2 separate regions of the Mus musculus genome follow, and region 2 is linked to region 1. A link is a loop called in an ENCODE intact Hi-C map of the cell type or tissue named here. Cell type or tissue: left cerebral cortex. All regions are shown on one strand. Each heading gives the region's core, and the rest is flanking DNA. Links, peaks and the distances in the headings are about the cores only.

What was found. Hi-C counts contacts between places; a loop is a spot of excess contacts. Peaks named below come from ENCODE experiments on the same cell type or tissue, not always from the same donor. Only the 100,000 strongest peaks of a DNase experiment are listed, where the experiment ranks them.
Region 2: it touches region 1 in a loop (4-fold over the local background); 2 of 42 quality-filtered maps call a loop at or near these places.

What each region holds. Positions count from the first base shown.
Region 1 is chr1:32,630,250-32,635,764 of GRCm38, reverse strand. All of the region lies in intron 7 of Khdrbs2 (KH domain containing, RNA binding, signal transduction associated 2), which reads right to left. Among named protein-coding and RNA genes, the nearest start is that of Gm24732, 65 kb to the right of the region's middle. In left cerebral cortex, for the core only: no CTCF peak of the experiment used is centred there; DNase peaks (open chromatin) are centred at 2,176 and 2,867; H3K27ac peaks cover 1,506 bases.
Region 2 is chr1:32,172,102-32,177,616 of GRCm38, reverse strand. It overlaps Khdrbs2 (KH domain containing, RNA binding, signal transduction associated 2), which reads right to left and starts at 4,895. Exons shown (of 9, transcript NM_133235.3): 1 at 4,609-4,895. The coding sequence starts at 4,699. In left cerebral cortex, for the core only: a CTCF peak has its summit at 2,921 (motif pointing left); DNase peaks (open chromatin) are centred at 1,949, 2,856, 3,687 and 3,903; H3K4me3 peaks cover 2,454 bases; H3K27ac peaks cover 2,094 bases.

The sequences.
Region 1 (5,515 bases), core at 1,393-3,892:
ATGAAAGTATAGCCACATGGCTTGGTTTTTTAATATTCATAAAGGTTGAAGTGCCAAGGAGGATATCAGGTTGAAATATTCTGAGACATTAAATAGCTCTACATGCCTCCCTAAGTTTCATTTGATGGTAATCAGTGTTCATAGGATGAAATATAGGATGATTATTCATGAGGTAAGTGACATATTTGTTCTGCTTATAGATTAAGGATCAAGACAGATGATCTATGTAAGGCATCCAGTGTAGAATTATTATCAGCTTGGCAATGATCGTCATTACATAAAATGGGTATTTTCAGAGTGTTGCATATCAAGCAGTAGAGAAATAGATTTCTGTGAGCCACTGTTTCCGGATCTAACACCACTCAGACATTTCTTCAACTAAAATCCTCTTACAAGGCACTATTTTATCCTCTACTCCCAATTTAGTTCATTATCTTTGGCTTGTTTTGACCCTTTCTTGCATAACTGAAGTGTGAGAAAGTTTATAATGAGAACATTAATCTTCTGTTTAGTTGCACAAAATTATTATTAGAATGTAGCAATTATTTTCAGAAATAAGACCATCAAATGACTGATTAATTAGGGTGCGTGGCACATGGCATTGTTAAATGAACTGTTACAACTACATAGAATTTACTGAACTCTGGCTTGAAACAAACACAACTTAAAATGCATACACATATTTTTTTTGTTGTTGAGTCATATTTCATATGTTTCAATAGGATTTCAGCGCTGTACACATTGGTATTGTTCCTATTTATTTAAATATAGTAGGTTACTCTGAGACTGCAAACAGTGAGATGCTGTGGCCATGTTGTAACTGTGATTCATATTATTCTCCATTCAAACCACAAGCGCATTCTCTCCTGTGCTGTTTAATGTTCTCAATCCACTTGCTCCCGATTCAAGAACTATTTACACACACCATAATTTGGAAGTTAAACACACATGCATAACTGAGTCTGAGAAGGGAACATATACATTTACAAAAGGGATTCTGTTTTGACGACATGTGAGGCTACATTCATCACAGAAACAGCATGCGACAGATGCCAGGCAAGTCTTGTACTGTTCATGAGTAAAAATATCGTGGAACATGTTTACTGTTAAATATTAGAAGTATGTAGATTTCGACCGGAGCCTAGCAGAATAATCATCAGAGAGACCAGAGAGACATTGTCCAGAAACTGATGGGAACGGATGCAGAGTCCTAAAGCCGAACAGAGCTCTGGCAGCTCCGCTGAGGATGAAGAGGGACTATCAGAAAACCAGAGGGATCAGGGACCCAACAAGAACATGGCTCACAGAAAAACTCAACGGGAATCATGGGGGCTCTCAGAGATCAGGGAGTCTATAGGGGTCTGACCCTGGTCCTGTGTGTAAATGTTATGGCTGAGTAGCTTGGTGTTCTCGTGGGAATCCTAAAAGTGGGAGCAGGGGCTGTCCCTAACTCTTTTGCTTATGTGTAGGCTTCTTGTCTTCAAACTGGGTTGCCTCATCCAAACCTTGATGTGATGATATATGCCTCGTCTTATTGTAGCTTGTTATGCTGTGTTTGATTGATGTCTCTGGGAAGTCTGCTCTTTTTTAAGCAGATGCTGAGTGAAGGAGGGGTGGGTCTGGGGGAGAAGGGAGGTGGGAGGGAGAGACTGGAGGGAGGGGAGCGAGGGGAAACTGGTTGAAGTACAAAATATAAGAGAAGGATACAAACATTAAAAAATAAAAAATGTATATAGACTTCTTGCAAAACAGCGAGTCAGAATTTGAGCTCTGTGACTTCTCGCACCACTGCCGCAGCATGTTTAAATAGACTCCTTCCCCTTTTAACACCCGTGGTACCCATCAGTGGTACCCATACACAGTGCAGTGCAGAAGGAAGCCATAGTTCTTTCCTAACCACATGCCTCTGACTATGGTAACCTTAACTCTTTGCACCTAAGAAGCTTTCATCCTCCTCCTAGGATCCAGGTCAACGGTCAGCTTCCCTCAAAGGGGTCATCAATGGCTCTCCTGTCACACTTGCTTTCTGTAGGATTGTTCTCAGGGTTCCACACAGAGTACCTCCCCACATCAGATCTCTTTTATTTTTCAAAGCTCTACATCGTCTATGGCAGTGACTCTATTAATACCCTAATGTGTACAGCACTATGCTAAAATGAAGATTCACACTCTGATTCAACTGTCCTTGGCTGGCGTACAGACATTTACATTTCACTTGCAGTGATTCTGATGTAGAGGTCCAAGCCACTCTTTGTCAAACTTTGCAAATGCAACAATACCTTGACTCTAGCTGCATAGGTATCAAAAGATGGCCTAGTCGGCCATCAATGGAAAGAAAGGCCCATTGGTCAGGCAAACTTTATATGCCCCAGTACAGGGGAAAGCCAGGTCCAAAAAATGGGAATGGGTAGGTAGGGCAGTGGGGGGGTGTGGGGGACTTTTGGGATAGCATTGGAAATGTAATTGAGGAAAATACATAATAAAAAAAAAAGAAAAAAAGAAAGAAAACCACACTAACTGGGAAGATGCAATTCCGAGCTACACTTCTGTTTCTAGACATCTTGCACAAAGCAGAGCCTCTAGATGGTGGCCTCATTAGCACTGCTGAAGGATGATGCCTTTGGAAAAGCTGATGTGTTCCCTGCCAGGCCCCTCTGCTTCTCATTTGTTCCCTTCTCGGGTCTCAAGGAATTCAGTTTTATTGAGTATTGGATAGCCGAATTCCACAACTATTTATGTGAAGTAAGTTTGGAAAATTTAAAATTCAAACACTCTGGAATTTCTCATTTTTAATTTCAAATCCCCAGACTCTGAAGCCAATTACTCCTTCACAAGTTCTCTGTCAGAAATAAGCAGGCTGATCCCAAGCCAAAGCAACAAGAAGCTAGTTATGCCTATTTATAATTCACTAGGCATGGTTAATGACTTGCATGCAAAGTTATTAGCATGTATCTTGGGCACAGATGTCACTGAGGGCATTGTGTAATATGCTGTACGCACATTACTTTGACTTTCTAAAATAAAATAAATTCTAAATTTAAATCATCTGGTTCACTGTATTGCAACTATTGGATGAAAGCCTATGCTTGTTTTAATCCCTGTGTGTGGTATGTGTGGATATAAGGTGTGTGTATGGGTGTATGTATGTAATATATGCATATATAAGTGTGTGATATATTTATGATGCATGTGTGTGATGTGTGTTTGATAAGTACGATGTGTGGATGGTAGTATGTGATGTGTGTGTGTGTGTGTGTGTGTGTGTGTGTGTGCATGTGTGTGATGTGTGTAATTTGTGTACAATTGGTAGTGACACATCATGCCATTGCCCTCAGTGGAGCTCAGAAGGTCAGCTTGAGTACTGTTTTTGTTTTTGTTTTTTTTTTTTCTTGTACCTCCACGCTATCCTTGCACATGTCAGGGTAGATGATCCTAAAGCTTCTAGGCTTCTTTTCCTCTCCCTTCCATAACAGCACTGGGATTTCACATACAATGTCAGGCCTTTTCATGGATTTTGGACATCCAGCCTCAGGACCTCATGCTTGTGTGGCCATGTCCCCGGTTCTGATAGTTTGTCCTAATATAAGGTACTCTTTTTTCCCTTTTTATTATTTTTCTTTTGACATATATATGACTGTGTACTTTTAAATTCATAAATGAAAACTATATTTTATAGTATATAACATATTATTTTATTCATGTATGGATACAATTATGTATATGTATCCATGATGGATATATACAGCTTAGAATTATATAACTATTAAATGAGAATTACATAGATATTATTTTAAGTGTTAATTTTTTTTGGTAGTCATAACACTTAAGCATTTATTTAATGTCTTCTATTATATGTGATATGATTAGCAACTACAGACATTGTGAGGCACAGTAAGTGTTTCTAGTGTATTTTTTGAGAATATTTTCCCTAGTGTTCATGATCTCAACATTCACAGATGGTTGACTCTGCTTACAGTAGTGGATATGAATTCCCTCCCTCTGAGTGGGCCACAAGTCCAGTTAAATTAATCTGTTAGTTACCTCTAAGATACCAGTGCCACTATTGTACCCTTGGACACTTTCAGCCATGTTGGTCACTGTCATTTGTGGGTTAGGACTATTGCTTGTGTTTCTCACCTGGAAGCGTTCACAGCACCTCTGCTGTGATGAGAGGTGGTCCTCAGAGAGGAGATGTAGCTAAGTTCCAGTTCAGTACCATCATGTGTCCGTTTGTGGAGACCTCAGCAGTAGGGTCTTAGCCTCATGTTCTTGTAGGCAACCAAGGGCAAAGGAATGGACTATATTGTTTTGGAGGAACTTTTAAATTCCCCTGTGCAATAATTTTAAGAGAGGTTTCCTGTGCTAGGGACTGGGGTTTTGAGTAGATAGTCTGTGTCCCTTTGATGAGGCAACTGTCAAACCAAGTAGTACGGCTTTATTTAATATATATGGGATATATAATTCATAATGTATGTTTTAAATTATATAGAGAGATTATACCATCAGTAGTTTTCCCTGTTCATTTTCCTATTTCTCCCTTCATAGATCTTGTATCATGCTAACTTCTAAACATGTGGAGTTATGGTCAACAAATAACAACATGCAACACTCATCGTTCCTCTTCTGAATGACCTTACTCAGACTCATATTTTCTGCTTCTACCTCTATACCTGGAATATGTCATCGTTTCATTTTTCTTTATAGCTGAATAAAATTACATCATATATACATGCTAAATTTTCCTTATCCATTCATCAACCAAAGGGCATTGAGGTTGTTTCCATTTTCTAGTTATTGTAAATAGGCCAAAAATGAACATGGCTATAATATGAGCATAGCGAAATATATTGAATCCTCTGGGCTTATGGTACAGATTAGTAAGTATAATTGATCATATTGTAGATTTACTTTGATGATTTTAAAATCATAACAAAAAAGAATGTTTTGTATTTCAGTGTATCATATCGGTTTAATGCAAAACATTTTTAAATTTAATTTTCTTTAATTTTTGAGAGTTTTATTATGTGTATGCAATGTAATTTGATCACATTGACTGTCCAGTCTCTCCCCAAACCTTCTCCCTCATTTCTCTTCCTCATTCCTGCACCTTAACTTTATGTCTTCTTCTTTATAAAGCACAGAGTGCTGCTGCCACATGCAGAAAATAGGACCATCCACTTGACAGTCTACCACAGACCATACCCCTGAAGAAAAAAAACTGACTCTTCCTAATTCAGCAGCCATTTTGTCCAACAGCTCTCATGAAGGGAACTTGAGTTTCTGAGCCTGTCATTCCATTCATGCTAAAACATCAGTTGGCTTCATCTTGTGCAGGTCTTGTGCAGACAACCATAGTTGGTGTGAGGTGACTAGAACAGTTCCATCATGCCCAGAAGACACAATTTGCAGTAGTCTTTATTTACCTCTGGCTCTTACAATCTTTTTTATTTTTATTCACAATTTTATCCCCAAAACAAAGATAAACTAGGAGATGGAGGCTGTAGGTTTCTTGAAA
Region 2 (5,515 bases), core at 1,736-4,235, 460 kb after region 1:
ATGATAATGGACCGAACCTCTGAACCTATAAACCAGCCCCAAATAATGTTGTCCTTATAAGAGTTGCCTTGGTCATGTGTCTGTTTACAGAAGTAAGCCCAATTAAAATCTACATGTGAGGATGAACATGAGATCTTCATGTGATGATGGCCATGGGATCTGCCTGTTAGGATGAGCATGGGGGTCTGCATGTGAGGGTAGGGGGTCTGTATGTCAGATGGACATGGAGTATGGAAGCATGAATAGGAAGTCTGTATGTGAAGGGCATGTAATCTGAATGTGGTAGGAAGTAAGGAACACAACAGAGCATATACACAGAGACCCAGGAAGCTGCTAAGTGGGAAGGCATTGTAAGCTGAAGATGCTTGATGAGATCTGATGTCATCATTGAAAGAAAAAAGAAAAGAAAAGAAAAAAAAAAAAACTAGCCTGAGAAGTAACCATTGATGGGAAGGGGCATTAAAAAAAAATCTCTCCCTGCAATCATGAAAATCTGTTTTCTCATTTTGTTTATGAGTTAAATTTTTATTCAGCATTGATTCAAATAGCAAAGTAGGAATTATTTTCCTATTCTTATCAAATCCAGTCTCAAATGTGGTTAAGCAGACATGTTCAAATGCTAAAGAAATGTGTTTCTTATATTTATATAAAATTCTCCCCTTCTTACTGTAAGCAAAAATACTTACCTCAAATTGTCTCTCTGATCCGCATTGCATTTCCCATTTTACAGATAGGAAAAAAAAAAAAAAAAAAGAGTACCATACAGGAAAGCAGACGCATCTTCGCGTCAGCGCAGCCTGTGCAGGGGTCAGTACTCAGTACCAGATTGTTCATTGCTAAAACGCATTGTTTTACTACGTTATTCATTGGTTAGACTGCAGACTGAAGATATCAAGAATTTAATCTATGCCCATGTTTGTTTTTATTTTCAAAATGTAAATAGGATTATACAATATCAACAGAGAGGAAAAAAAAAAAAACATTAGATTCATCAAGAGGAAAGTCCACTGAAATAGTTGCATGAGTAGATTTTTTTTTCTTAGCCAGAAGATGATTTTAGGCATAGGGTCGATAAGTTCCATGACTTAACCATTGTGCCTGGCTCTGCGGAGAACATTTAGGGAATATGATCTAAATTTTAAAGTGATCCTTACTGAGAATTTAAATCCAGCTCGGTTTTGATACGTTATCATTTGTGATAAATACAAATGGATGCCATCTTCCCACACTTAAAAACCCATATGCATCTGTAAACATAAAGGTTAACTACAGTTGTCAGGCCAAGTCTGTCACCAAGAGTCCTAGAGTAGCTCAAAACTATTTTGTTAATCTTTGATTTTTCCTCCCCACTAATTAGCTAAAACATTGGTTAATCCGTTAATATTTGTGAAGAATGCAGAGTAGAAAGCCTTGTCTGAATCATCTTTACTTGAATTGAATAATACTTCAGAAAGTATTAAATGCTGCAATTGAATCAAGAAGTATGAATCTGCCACCCAGCATGTTCAATCAAAAACAAGCATATGTTCACACAGGTACTTCACATACAAGACCCAAGCCTTCAAAGTAGTTCAATAGAATTAAGAGCATGAATCTGTCTCCACTATACAGCATCGTGTACATGCCTCAAATCATGCTATGGTGAAAGAAATGTATTATTACTATATTTACTTATACTGGGAAGGAATGGAAAAATACCAAAAATGTTCAGCTATTGACTTTTTTCTTTCTTTCTTTCTTTCTTTTTTTTTTTTTTCTGTTCAGAATCCGAAAACATCACTCTTCTCAGCAGAGGGCATCTGGGAGTGAATAAGAATTCTGGAAACATTAGGATCTCCTAGTCTCACTATTTTCTTTGAGACAAGAAAACTGGGACCAGGGAAGGAAAACTTACAAAATTCGGCTAAATAAGCATGGAATCAAATTAAGGTAGCATAGATACAAATAGCCTCATGTGACTCCAAGGCTAAAGCAGAATCCGACCTGCGCCAGAACTTTCAGAATCATGCTGGGTTTGTCCCGTGAGCAGATTCAGAAACACCTTCCATAACAAATGGCCAACTACATAAAACTGTAATTACAGCAGGGAAGTTATGCATTATACAAACCCCTTAACACATATTATTCAAAATCTGCTATAACTAATAGTCAAAATCATAAATTATTGTCTTTTAATTATTTTTGTATGACCCCTACTGAAAATACAAAACAGAAAGAAATGAAATAAAATACAATGAAAAGAACAACAACAAAAGTTATTCAAAGCCCCACAGCCTTGTACGCTTAAAGAAGCAGGCACAACTAAGGAGAGGCTGGTATCTATCACTAACCAGAAAGCAAAGTAAGCCATTGTGAGAGCTCCCTGCTTTATATCTCTGCCTCTCGAAACTCATTCCAAAGAATGGAATCATCTAGATCATTCTTACTGCCCCCCTCAGTCTCAAGACTGTCTGCCCAGCACTGCTGACATGCACTCCAGTGTGCACTTTCCTTCCATTTGAGTATCTGTGTCAGGTTTATTTATAGCCGATGCCTTCAAACGCAGCATTTCCAGGTATGAGAAATAAAATCTCTACAGTGATCCTAGAAACCCTCACAAATGGCCTTTGAGAAGACAATGGAAAAAAATCTATAATGCAACATGTGCATTATGATTCGCTGAGACTCCAAAGCACGCTTACCTTACACTCTAGTAAGCATGTGTACAGTTACAGAAGTGATGGCGGCCCTGTGCATCTTTTTATGGAACTATCTGACTACTCTAGGATTACTGCCGCCACCTCTTTCCTTCTCTTTCTCTCTTTTCTCATTAGGAATTCTCTGAAATTTAGGCACCCTCTTTGTTTCTTACTGAGATGCCTTTCTAGTCCTGAGCTTTTTAAAATAACCCATTACAAAAGCAGGCCATGCTTCCCCCTGCTGGGAAAAAATTAAATTACAAGGTACATTAGAATGATTTCCTAAATCTGAAGAAATCTAGTGTTTGGGAAAGAAAAAATCAGCAGGAAACCAGATACTTCGTGGTCTCCTAACTCTTTTACTGGTCAAAAATACTCATGCATCTCACCCTGGTAAGACTTTTATCTACATCTCTTAGTTCTGTAAGTTTTAGAAATACAATTAATACACATTAATTGAGCTAATTATTAAATTATTAAATTATTAAATGAGCTAATTATTGAGCCATCTGTCCCAAAGAGAGCTCCAGGTCAGAGAAGATTTTGAATCTTCTTTCATTGTACACTGAATGGAAATACTTCTGAAGAACTGACTGAAGCAAACAAATCAAAGAACACATTTTAAATCTGTTCATGTTTATTGAGTCATTATTTTCCAATATGCAGTTGCTCTCCAACAGGAGAGAAGAGTACTGTTCGTAACTTTAGTATTTCAGTTTAATTTATTATGACTTGATTATTAGGTAGTGGTAAACATGATTGCATTTCACTGCCTAACTACTCTACAAAGCCAGCTTTTCCCTTGAAAACAGGATAAGTATTTCACATTCCACATTTTTTCCTGGCAGTCTTTCATGAGATACTTTGTTATTATAGGTTATAATAAATAGCAACCACTAAAAATGCCAAAATGCATCTAATGTCTCTGAATCGTATGAGGAGTAAAAATCTTTCTATGATACACAAGTAAATCTCAAAAGTATCTTAATGCTGAGGGGCATGCTGAGAGAAAGATGTCACTGATTCTTCTAGTGGGTAAGACCTCAGGCTACAAAGCTACACTCTAGCCAGTTTGATGATGAAGCACTTCATTATTAATAAAACATTCATCTAAAAATTCTGCAGTTGTGTTAAATAGGAGAGTGCAGGGTACCAGGTATCCTGGATGTCTTCAGTTGCTACCATTGTTTCACATATATGGAACTATATTGGGTTAATATTTCTGACGGAGAAGTTTTCATGTGTACCTTTTTTTTCAAACGACCTTTCAAAGCAATGCAAAAGGCAAGACATAGATGTTCCTCTGGGAACTGAATCTCTGCTACATCACAGGTACACAAAAGAAAACGCACACCTGGTTTAAAAATCAGTTGATCAATTATGGAGCGTTCCTAGGGACCAGTATCTTGCATAGTACCCAATCATCACGTTTCGATTACATTTATAAGCACTTTAGCCTCTGCTTACCACGCTCACATAAATATACGAACATGCATACTTTATTGTTGAATAATTCTAAGACTTTCCAGGGAAAATACCTATTAAAAGCTATCAAAATCACTTTGAAACGCAGAAGGAAAAATATATATTATAAATAAATAAATATATAATAACGTTAATCTGTGACCAAGATACTCTCAGAACACTCCATGGATCGCATTTACTCCTGAACTGATTTTGCTGGCTTCTGCAAAGTAACAAGGTCCCGGTGGATCACCTGACACTTGCTAGTTTCCCTGTCCAGGACCCTAACAGGTCGCATCACTCTGCCATTAGACCTCAGGGCTAATTGAGCCTCCGAGGAGCCAGGCATCCAGCACTGTGCCTCCTGCATTAGGAAAGGGCTCTCAGGGACAGTTTCTGCCCAGCTGAGAGATTGCCCTCCCCAACTTCGCCTTGCCGGGGCTGGCAGGAGCCCAGCCGGTCCTACCTTCCGCCAGAAGGCGCGACGCGTGCACAAAAGATGGATCCAGGCTATCCTTCTCTGCCATCAGCTCAGGCAAGTATTTCTCTTCTCCCATAGCGCGGACTTCGGACCGTGCCCGGTCAGGCGCAATTTCCGCCCGCTCCGACGCCTTGGTCCCTGGCTCCCCCGGGAACCGTTCTTCCACCGTAGAGCGCAGCTCTAGCGCCTGGGGCTGCGCAGACCGCGCTGGTACCTGCCTCTCCCGCGCCCCAGCCAGGCTCCGGCCGTGGCCTCAGCTGGAGAGGATGCCCGTGCGGCCCAACCCCGCCGGCTTCCTATTGGAAGCGGGGTCCGAGGGCGGGGCGCACGCGGAGACTATGGACTATCATTGGGCGGGGCCGCAAGTCGAGTCGCCTGAGTGGCAGGAGGCTGCTGCGGAGGGGAGGGGTGTGCGAAGTGCAAGCGCACTCTCCTGGCCGCCTTAGCCCGCCGTGTTCTCAGGCCTGGCCAGTGCTGTGGAGTGGGTGCGGGCTGCCAGGCAGGCACGAGGATGAGAGAGCAAGAATGTGTGCCCCATGAGCACAGAGGCTGAGCACTTCACCTAGGTCTCCAAGGCACAGGTGTCTCTCCCCTGGATGATCGCAGACTCTTGGGCAAGGTTGGAAATCTGAGACAAAATGTGGGCTGTGTTTCCCATGACCTATATCTTGGGGCAGAAGGATGTCCACTAATGTACAAATGAAGAAGTGCCTGGATTCTGTAGTAGAGCAAAACGCTTCCAGTGTACCTTGCCCGTGATACAGAATTAGTTCTAGGGATCCACCCATTCTTATGGTGCAAAATTCACTCACTGTGTAAACTTAGCGGGGAGAATTGTGAATGAAAGAAGCTAGATGATGCCTAACTTCTGTCGCTCTGATGTTCTCCTATT